Regions from separate parts of the Homo sapiens genome. Here regions 1 and 2 are each linked to region 3. Evidence: chromatin contacts called from ENCODE Hi-C or POLR2A ChIA-PET data. All regions are on one chromosome and are shown on one strand. Each heading gives the region's core, a stretch centred on a gene start or an enhancer-like site at or near the end of the contact. The rest is flanking DNA. Distances are from core to core; before and after follow the strand shown.

The links. A loop is a pair of places that touch in the nucleus more often than their neighbours do. ChIA-PET counts read pairs that join two places held with the same protein, here RNA polymerase II (POLR2A). Pooled maps may share reads with other maps.
Region 1: a loop to region 3 is called in a map with no recorded cell type, with 15 times the contacts of the local background. The contact joins the promoter of PCNX3 here to the promoter of ZFPL1 in region 3. A Hi-C loop is called at or near these places in 2 of 37 single-sample maps with no recorded cell type and 8 of 50 pooled maps. POLR2A ChIA-PET finds 5 or more read pairs at or near these places in 1 of 52 experiments (WTC11).
Region 2: a loop to region 3 is called in a pooled map, with 12 times the contacts of the local background. The contact joins the promoter of ESRRA here to the promoter of ZFPL1 in region 3. A Hi-C loop is called at or near these places in 1 of 37 single-sample maps with no recorded cell type and 8 of 50 pooled maps. POLR2A ChIA-PET finds 5 or more read pairs at or near these places in 2 of 52 experiments (CD4-positive, alpha-beta T cell and GM12878).

Annotation. Positions count from the first base shown.
Region 1 is chr11:65,614,447-65,617,524 of GRCh38, forward strand. PCNX3 (pecanex 3) reads left to right here and starts at 1,330. Exons shown (of 35, transcript NM_032223.4): 1 at 1,330-2,018; 2 at 2,378-2,565; 3 at 2,804-2,903; 4 at 3,024-3,063. The coding sequence starts at 1,866. RefSeq lists enhancers at 1-244, 1-872, 755-804, 865-954, 1,235-1,384 and 1 more and a silencer at 1,575-1,824.
Region 2 is chr11:64,304,075-64,307,343 of GRCh38, forward strand. ESRRA (estrogen related receptor alpha) reads left to right here and starts at 1,450. Exons shown (of 7, transcript NM_004451.5): 1 at 1,450-1,662; 2 at 3,094-3,269. The coding sequence starts at 3,106. CATSPERZ (catsper channel auxiliary subunit zeta) reads left to right here. Exons shown (of 5, transcript NM_001039496.2): 5 at 469-696. The coding sequence ends at 572. KCNK4-CATSPERZ (KCNK4-CATSPERZ readthrough (NMD candidate)) reads left to right here. Exons shown (of 11, transcript NR_133662.1): 11 at 469-695. RefSeq lists a silencer at 1,157-1,666 and an enhancer at 2,077-2,146.
Region 3 is chr11:65,082,700-65,085,808 of GRCh38, forward strand. ZFPL1 (zinc finger protein like 1) reads left to right here and starts at 1,523. Exons shown (of 8, transcript NM_006782.4): 1 at 1,523-1,679; 2 at 1,992-2,101; 3 at 2,416-2,527. The coding sequence starts at 2,000. It overlaps CDCA5 (cell division cycle associated 5), which reads right to left and starts at 1,341. Exons shown (of 6, transcript NM_080668.4): 1 at 1,234-1,341; 2 at 930-1,024; 3 at 786-851; 4 at 665-700. The coding sequence starts at 1,279. RefSeq lists enhancers at 1,073-1,302, 1,383-1,652, 2,242-2,826.

The DNA of each region.
Region 1 (3,078 bases), core at 80-2,579, 530 kb after region 3:
CACAGCAGGCTTTTGAGATCTAGAAAGAAAAGCCCCCAGCTGCGTGCTCTGCTGCCTAGGGTGGAGGTTGGTCTCTGCTAAGGATGGGCCATCTCTGCCCTCTGCATCCGCATCGGCGGCAGCAAAACGGGGTTACAGAACCACACTTGGGAAGGGGGTGAACCCGAGTCTGGTCTTGGCTGCGAAGTTGTGGGACTGTGCGATCCATCGATTCTGAGCCTCATTATTTTCTTTCTTTTTTCTTCTTTTGAGACGGAGTCTTGCTCTGTCGCCCAGGCTGGTATGCAATGGCGCAGTCTAAGCTCACTGCAACCTCCGCCTCCCGGGTTCAAGAGATTCTCCTGCCTCAGCCTCCCGAGTAGCTGGGACTACCGGCGCGTGGCACCACGGCCGGCTAATTTTTGTATTTTTAGTGGAGACGGGTTTCACCATGTTGGCCATGCTGGTCTCAAACCCCTGACCTCGTGATCCTCCCGCCTCGGCCTCCCAAAGTGTTGGGATTACAGGCGTGAGCCACCGCGCCCGGCCATTCTTTTCATATATGATATGAGGACGAGAAAGCTCTGCCTCGTAGAGCTAGTTGGATGGGGTGGGGAAGACTGGAGGACAGACGGAACTGGCTGCACCTCAAGCTCTTGGAGTGGATTGCCTAAGGCTCTCTTCTTCTCCTCACCTGGGAAACAATCCGCTTCTTCATATCCCTTCCCCATTGGCAGAAACCTGAGACTTGTCCAGAACTTTGCCCAGGATTGGATTCAGAATAGCTGAGTCGCCCTCACAACTTCTGGATAGGGCTGCCCCAATTGCTTTGAGCCTGTCACTTTAAGAAAGACGACGCTATCCTATTTCGACTATTCCTGCCTGTTACGGAAGGTTGTTCTCTACACCCTAGGTCTGAGCTCTGACCCGGAAGTAGACGCCGCTGGGAGCGAAATCGGTCGTGACGTACGAGGTCCAGCATTAAAGGGGGCGGGCCGAGAGGGGCGTGCTTCGGTAGTGCAGAACTCTCGCTGCTACTAGGGGAGTCCACGCCTCCACCTTTTCCCCGCCTCCTGTAACTCATTGGAAGAGCTGTGCGCCAATTACTTTGCCGTTACCCAATGGCTACTCAACTGTCTCTTTGGTTCCGCCCAGTCGTCTACCCTGGGTTGGCAACGCCTGGGTCTACGCATGCGCCCAAACGCTTTTACGCTCGAACTTGCTTTAGTCCTGGAGTCTGCGCACGCCCAAAGGGCACCCCTCGCGTCCTACCGCGCCATCACCTTTCTGCGCTTGCGCATTCATGCCGTCAAGTTTTCCTTTTCCGGGTCCCAATTGGAATCGTTGGGCGCATGCGCCACTGCAGGCTGGCGGTTCGCGGCTCCTTCTTCCGGCCTCCTCCTTAGGCCGGCACCAGCAGAAGCCGGGCGAGCGCGGAGCCCCAAGCAAGTGACCTGCGACCCCGAAAGTGGACCCCAGATCCTGGGGTTCTCCCTGGTCCGGAGACTAGGGAGCTGTCGCCTGCACCCCGGGAGCACCCACCCCACGACCACCTCTGGATGCCGCCGACGGGTACCCGGCCCGTGCCCCGCGCCTGCCTGCCGGCTCGGCCCCTCGGAGCAATTCTGGGCCAGGAGTGGGGACCCGGACCCCGCCCCTGATGCAGCCCCACCCCCGCGTCCGGGCCTTGCACCACTGACTGTCCCGGCCGGCCCCGCCCCCTGCTCGCACCCTCGCGCGGCCGAGCCCCCCTCCCCCGCTGGGGGAGGCCATGGCGTGAGCGTGAGGCCGGGCCCCGGGGCCCTCAGGCGCCAGACGGGGCATGGGCCGGGGGCCGCCCCCATGAGGGTCCCGGGAGGGGGGGCGCGGGCAGCAGCGGCGGGGCCATGGGGTCGCAGGTGTTGCAGATCCTGCGCCAGGGGGTGTGGGCCTCGCTCACCGGCGGTTGGTTCTTCGACCCGCACCAGAGCACCTTCTCCAACTGCTTCCACCTCTATGTCTGGATCTTCCTGCTCATCTTTCCCTTCTTACTGTACATGGTGAGACGCCACGGCCACCTGTAACTCCAGCCGGGAGAGGGAGGGCAGCCTGGCAGGGATTCAGGGCAGTGCCCTGGGCTCTGGGACGTGGAGAGAGAGGAATCACTGCAGAGTTTGGGTCTGTGTGGAAGAGGGGCCAAAGTCTTCCTTTCTTGGATCGAGTGACCTTGAACCCTACACTTAATCTCATCCAGCTAAGCAGAATACAGAGCCCTTTGTCGAGGTCTGTGTACTGGTTGTGTGGAGAGGTGATGAAATTTTCTTGTGAGTCTGTGAATCCCAGCTATGATGTTGATGGCAGGTACATCCTGTGGGGGCGAGGCTTTGTGAAAAGGGACCTGGCTTACTTTCATCTTCAGGTCCTGCCTCCCAGCTTGATGGTGGCCGGCGTGTACTGCCTCGTGGTGGCTGTCATCTTTGCTACTATCAAGACTGTCAATTATCGGCTTCATGCCATGTTTGACCAGGGCGAGATCGTGGAGAAGCGCAGCTCTACCATGGGGGAGCTGGAGGAAGAGCCTGCCCAGGGGGACAGCAATCCACCCAGGTGGGTGGGGTAGGGGCTGTGCTGGGGATTGAGGGTTTTTGGTGCCTGGGCCGGAACCTTGCAGGGTGGAGTAGGGGCTTAGGGAACATTGGCTCTCTGAGTGATTGTGAACACTTGTCCTGTGTTAGCCCTGGAATTGTAAAGTGACTTCTGAAAAAGAAGCAGTGACAAAGATGGGAGGAAGTAGCATACACAGAGGAGAGGTTAGCTCAAAGCTGCTGCTCTTTTTCACCGCCAGGGACCCCGGAGTGGAGATGACAGTGTTCCGGAAAGTCAGTTCCACACCCCCGGTGCGCTGCAGCTCCCAGCACTCTGTGTTTGGCTTCAACCAGGTCTCGGTGAGTGGGCCTGGACCTCAGCTTGTCCTCCTGTCCCTCTGCGAGCCAGTCCCTACTGTGGGTGCATCCTGAGCCTACTTCTTGCCTTGTTTGTTCCTTCATGGCTCTCTGTCTACTCAGGAGCTGCTGCCCCGAATGGAGGACTCTGGGCCCCTTAGAGGTAGGTGGCTGCTCT
Region 2 (3,269 bases), core at 200-2,699, 780 kb before region 3:
CCTCTCCAGCTGAGGGAGGCTTTTCTGTGGCTGTTTCTCCACCTGCACAGTGGGATGACCGCCTTGGTGTGGCCTCGACTGCCTCTGGTTGGGGAGTTGTGAGGAGCCTTTGGACAGTGGATTATGTGGGTGAACTTTTGCTGCTGTGGTAGGAAAGCCCAGCGGTGATAAAGGGCCAGCTGATGGCTTAGAGTGGGTGGCTGGTCCAGAAGGTGGGCAAACTGCTCGCTACCACCGCCCTAGTTCAGGCCTGCAACCTCTTCCCTAGCCTTGACCTCATCCATCCTCCACCTTAACACTCAGCACCCTTAGAGATGCAAAGTTCCCCAGGCTAACACAGACCTGAGTGCCCTGCGCTACTGCTACCTCGAATCATCTGCGGTTCCTCGAATCACACATGCGGCGCCCCCTGGTGGGGAGACCTTTCGGTTGCTCACTGCCCTGAGCCGAGCTCTGCCCTCCTCCTAGGCTACCAGTTAGGGATCGGCAGGGACCACTTCCTGACTAAGGAGCTGCAGCGATACATCGAAGGGCTCAAGAAGCGCCGGAGCAAGAGGCTGTACGTGAATTAAAAACGCCACCTTGGGCTCGAGCAGCGACCCGAACCAGCCCCGTGCCAGCCCGGTCCCCAGACCCAAGCCTGACCCCATCCGAGTGGAATTTGAGTCCTAAAGAAATAAAAGAGTCGATGCATGGTCCGTGAGTCAGTGCAGGACAGCCCGCGTGAGGCGGACGCACGTGGCCCCGCCCTTCCCCGTGACCTTCATTCGGTCACCGCAGTGACCTTCATTCGGTCACCGCAGTGACCTTGAGCTTTCTCCGTCCGGGCCCTATCGGCCCTACCTTCCGGGACTCGCAATCCAGGACTTATTGCATGTTTTAAGTCGGCTTCACCCACCCCGAGTTCCGCAGCTCTGTGGGGCTACTGGGTCTACGGTTCGAGTGCTCAGTTGGTGTCGCTTTGGGGGAAGGGGGTAGGGGGAACGGGGCAGCACCTCCCTCCTCGCGACGGCGCGCTAGGCTCCGCCCCTCAAGCATAGGTAGCAGGTCCAGCCTCTCCGCTCGTCCCGCCCTTGCGTTTTCATCTGTAAGTGGTCTCTTGGCTCCGCGACTGCAGCCTGCACCGCCTCGCCCACTCCTCTCGCGCGCAGCAAGCCCCGCCTCCTCCGTTACGAAAGAGCGCTTCTGGCCCCACTTGCTCTCGGCTCTATTGTCCCCGCCCTCCGCGTCTCCGGCCCCGCCCCTCCCAGGGGCCGCGTACGCATGTGCGCCGCAGTGGCTCGGCGGGCTGCGGGGCGGGACCTGCACGAAGGCCCGCCCACTGGCGCTGCCGGCTCCGCCCCGACTCGTCCGGGCGCGCAGGCGCCGCCCGCCCCGCTGGTCTGATTAGCATAGGACCCCGGGCCCCGCCCCCTGCTTTGCATGCGCACGGCCGGCCCCACCCCCGCTGTCAGCTGGAGGAAGCGGAGTAGGAAGCGGCCGCGATGTCCTTTTGTGTCCTACAAGCAGCCGGCGGCGCCGCCGAGTGAGGGGACGCGGCGCGGTGGGGCGGCGCGGCCCGAGGAGGCGGCGGAGGAGGGGCCGCCCGCGGCCCCCGGCTCACTCCGGCACTCCGGGCCGCTCGGCCCCCATGCCTGCCCGACCGCGCTGCCGGAGCCCCAGGTCCGGGGGCGGAGGGGAGCGCTGCCGCGGGGGTGGGCGGGCGGGGCGCGGGGGCCATGTGCGAGCGCGGCAGGGAGGCGGGCGGGGCGGGCTGCAGGCGGGGTCCGACTCTGGGGCCAGTCCGGGCCACGGTTGGGACCCAGTCGAGGGTCGGACTGGTCAGGGTTCAGGCGGGATCCGGCGTCCGAGTCCTGGTGGGCCGGCCTGGGGCAGGATCTGGCTCTGGCTGCGGGTCCTGACTCGGGTCAGGGTTGGGCCTCCGATCCAGCCCGCTCCGGGGCAGGGTTCAATCCCGCATTTGCCGAAGTCCCTGGGGCTGGCCGGGGTGGAAGACGGGGAGGGCTCTATGTCTGGGAAGGGGCTCTGAAGACCACGTGGGGGCGCTCGAAGGGGCCTGGGGCCACCCTCCTCTCTGGGTCAAAGGTCATCGCACCGGCAGGGGAGAACTTCCTCCTCCTTGGCTCTCCCCACTTACTTCCTGATAACCTGGTAGAGGTCTCCCGCGGGCGGGGAGGGGGAGGCGTAGCAACTTTAGGCAACTTCCCAAAGGTGTGCGCAGGTTGGGGGCGGGACGCGGCGCCCCGGGAGGTGGCGGCCTCTGCGACAGCGGGAGTATAAGAGTGGACCTGCAGGCTGGTCGCGAGGAGGTGGAGCGGCGCCCGCCGTGTGCCTGGGACCGGCATGCTGGGGCAGGAGGGCAGCCGCGTGTCAGGTGTGAAAAGCTCTGGAGGTGTTTTCATGAGTCCGTGCCTGTGCGTGTGGATGTGGGGAGACCTAGTGAGAGTGTGTGTGATCATGAGCCTTGACTGAGTTCGTGGATGGGGTGTGCGCTCCAGGAGAAGTGTGTGAGCACAAGTGTGAGCAGGAGTGAGCACGGGTTTGGGAAGGCCGGTGCAAGTGTGAAAGCCCTCAGCAGAGAGCGAGCCTGCGTGGGCTTGTGGGGCTCCTGAGCACCCCGGTGAGTGGAGTGTGTGAACTCGGTGTGAGCACGTCCACTGGCCTTGGGTCTGCTCTCCAATGCAGAATACCCAGATGAGGGCAGGGTCTCAGAGGTCCCCCCAACATCTGGAGAAAACTGGGAAGTATCCTGCTCCTGGCTAGGGATTCCAGGTGGGGTTGAAGGTTGCCTGGGGGCTACGGTTACCCTGCTCCCTGGCCTGGGTGGGAGTAGGGGCTTTCTAAGCCTCCCCCAGGTTCCCAAGGGGGAGACCTGCTGTCAGTTACTGGCCCTGAAGACTCTGTTTCCATGGCAACAGCTAGGAGGGGGCAGTGTTCCTGGGCAGTCCTTCCTTGGACTCTGCCCCCCTTCTTCCCCACTTGCTGGGCTTGGAAGCCTGGCCCTAGGCCCGAGGTTGGGCAACCCGTGTGGCAGGGTGTCTCCCATCCCCCATACCAGTGCTTTCCTGCGAACCTATGGGTCTCTCCGTGCAGGTGACCAGCGCCATGTCCAGCCAGGTGGTGGGCATTGAGCCTCTCTACATCAAGGCAGAGCCGGCCAGCCCTGACAGTCCAAAGGGTTCCTCGGAGACAGAGACCGAGCCTCCTGTGGCCCTGGCCCCTGGTCCAGCTCCCACTCGCTGCCTCCCAGGCCACAAGGAAGAGGAGGA
Region 3 (3,109 bases), core at 273-2,772:
GATCTGCCCGCCTCAGCCTCCCAAAATGCTAGGATCACAAGCGTGAGCCACTGCACCCGGCCTCTACTTGTCTTTAAAGACTCAGTTCAAATGTTTCTTCTTCCACGAAACATTCCCTGAGCCACATGGTCTGGGTTAGCTACCATCATAGCATCTAGTATTCCTTATTGCAGTCCCAGTACACAACGTTGCTATCACTTGTCATTGGTCTTTCTCCCCAGTTGACTCTAAGCCCTATCAGCTCTTCAAAGGAGTTCACATTTCTCAGTCAGTATGTCTTCAGATTGTCTATTAATGAAACATCCTTTGATAATAACTTCTGCTAAAACTGTAAAAATGTCATACACATGACTTATCTCAGAACACCCATACATGAAAGCTGAAGGCATAATGGATTAGAAAGGCAGTACGTGGAGTTAAGACATAGCTCAGCTTTTAAAGGAAGTTCCAGGAAAATGGTAGAAATACACAAGGCATAAAAAGTTAAGTGTATTAAGTCTTCAGGGAGTAATCAAGACTGGCAATGCATGCAGGTGCCCACAGGCAAACTGTTTTTGCAGTACTGCAAAACAGCTCCCTGGGCAGATGTGAGGAGCCAATGTGTGCTGTCCAGCTCTAGAGTGACCCAGATTCTACTTAATTAAGTAGATGAAAGTGAACTCACCCTAGGGCTCCTGCGAGGTGATTGGACAGCTGGGACCTGCGGGGGACAATACCAATTGATCACATAGCTGGTCCCCAGTTTTGCCCGCCTAACCACCCACAACACTCTCCTTAGCCTTTACCTCTACAGCATGGGCCACGATCCTCTTTAAGACGATGGGCTTTCTGACTGCAGCCGCACTGGGTGTCTGGAGAAGAGGGATGAACGTGAGCTCAACATTAGGTGAGGGGCCACAAGGGGAGGAAGTGAGAAATCTGGGGCTCACCTTCGGCCAGATTTCAGGGAGGATGCTCGGGAGTTCAGAGCCTGATTTCCGCTGGGACCTCCGCAGAGGCTTAGTAGGAGATGGGGCCCTTGGCCCTGGAAAGAGAAAAAAGTTAAGTGGTAGAGGAGGACTCTAGACCTTAGAGTCCAGAGAACAGGTTCTAGAGACAGCGAGAAGATTCCCAAACAAGCCCTTTTAAGGGCGCCTCCTCCGGCGGCGGCAGCGGGAGGGAAGAGGCCATCTTTCACCGGACTGCGTCCCCCAAACGGCTCGACCTCACGTCTCCCGCGCGCCCTCCGCTCACCGGAGCGCTGAGCGGCTCCTCCGGACCGCGTTCGCCTCCCAGACATAACTTAGGCTCCGTCTCGAGCTCCTCCAGCGCCGCCGCCCCGGGCGCGCGCCAACCGGGAAGGCCACTCGCTGCAAAAAACGTTCGAATTACCCGCCCTGCGGGAAAGGAAGCGGAAGTGACGTAGGGCTAGCGGTCTGCGGCCCTCGGAACCCCGAGTCTTTTCCACCCGTCTTCACCTCTAGCGGCAGCGGAGGCGTGGCCCAGGGGCGCGATGGCGTCATCAGCGCGCGCCGCACCCGGAAGAGACGTGGCAGCGGAGGGATAATCGGGGCGGCCGGGGCTGAAGGGAGAGGCGCAGGAGCCCTGGGGAGAGTGGTCCCTGCCCTTCCGCGCCTCGAGCCATCGCTACCGCCCTTCGGAACCAGTGCAGCGGCCGATCAGTAAACACAGAGACTGGGGTCTGTAGAGAAGGGGCGGGACTTGGAGGGGGTGGGGCTCAGGAGAGGTCTTGGGGGCGGGGCCGGTAGTATCGGGGAGCCTCTGATGGAGGGGCCTGGCCGGGGGCGGGATCCAGAAGGATTGAGGGGTCGCCGGAGGCGGGATTTATGCAGGGGGTGTTTCTCCGCATAAGGAGGGACAGTGGGCAGGAATCTGAGATCGGGGCGAATATGAGAGGTGTCTGGGGGAGTTAAGAGTGGAAACTGGGCTGGTGAGAGCGTAGTGGTGGCCACCAGAACCTGACTTCCTACCAACTCATGCCCCTTTCCCAGGATCGATCATGGGGCTTTGTAAGTGCCCCAAGAGAAAGGTGACCAACCTGTTCTGCTTCGAACATCGGGTCAACGTCTGCGAGCACTGCCTGGTAGCCAATCACGCCAAGGTGGGGCCTTCAGGGGAGCGACTGAGCAGGGCACTGGGTGGGCAAGGCGGTATTGGCTTCCTCCAAATCCATGAGGGGCCCCGCGCTAGAATGTAAGCCCCACAAGGGCAAGGACTTGATTTATTTTGTTCACTGATATATCCCCCGTTCCCAAGAGAGAGTCTGGTGCACAGTATGTGCTCAATAAATATTTATTGATTAAACAAACGAAAGGATGAGTCTCCTCTGTGGCTAGAGAAAAAGAGACAGTCGGACCTTGGGGTGATAGGCCGAGCAGCCCCAGCACCAGTTGTGACATCTCTCTCCCACTCCAGTGCATCGTCCAGTCCTACCTGCAATGGCTCCAAGATAGCGACTACAACCCCAATTGCCGCCTGTGCAACATACCCCTGGCCAGCCGAGAGACGACCCGCCTTGTCTGCTATGGTGAGGCCTTGGCACCTCGGGGGGATCAGGCCAGCCTCAGGGGCCAGCTTGGTGACTGGTTTCCAGGCCCTCCTCAAGCAGCAGGACAGTGAGTCCCCCGAGTCTCAGAGCCCAGATTCTAGTCCTGTTAAAGTTCCTTACCTGCTGTGTAAGTTCAGGCAAGTTATTCTTCCTTTCTAGGCCTCACTGTCTTTCCTAAAAATTAAAGCTCCTAGTTCCTCTTTCCTAAAAATTAAGCCCTGCCAATCTGGAGGTTTCAGCGAGAACCAGTCAAGCTTACGGGTATGCTGGTGGCCGTGACTATTAGCTAGCCAGACCGGCATGTTGCTTTCAGATATTCAGGATCCACCACTGATTCCAAGGCTAAACAGAGAGGAAGTGAGTTTCCCACATTAAAGTTAGCTAAAAGAAGTCAGCAGACATATGTGTCATGACTTTGACCTGAATCTGGGGTAAGAGCCTTAGCTCCAGTTTTTGAAGGAGCTCATGCAAGAGTCAGCTCCATATGTGTTTCTCCTTGTGAGTGCATGTGTGTACTTGCAGGCACTTAATGTACATTGTGTGTTTAAATGAGTGTTAGTG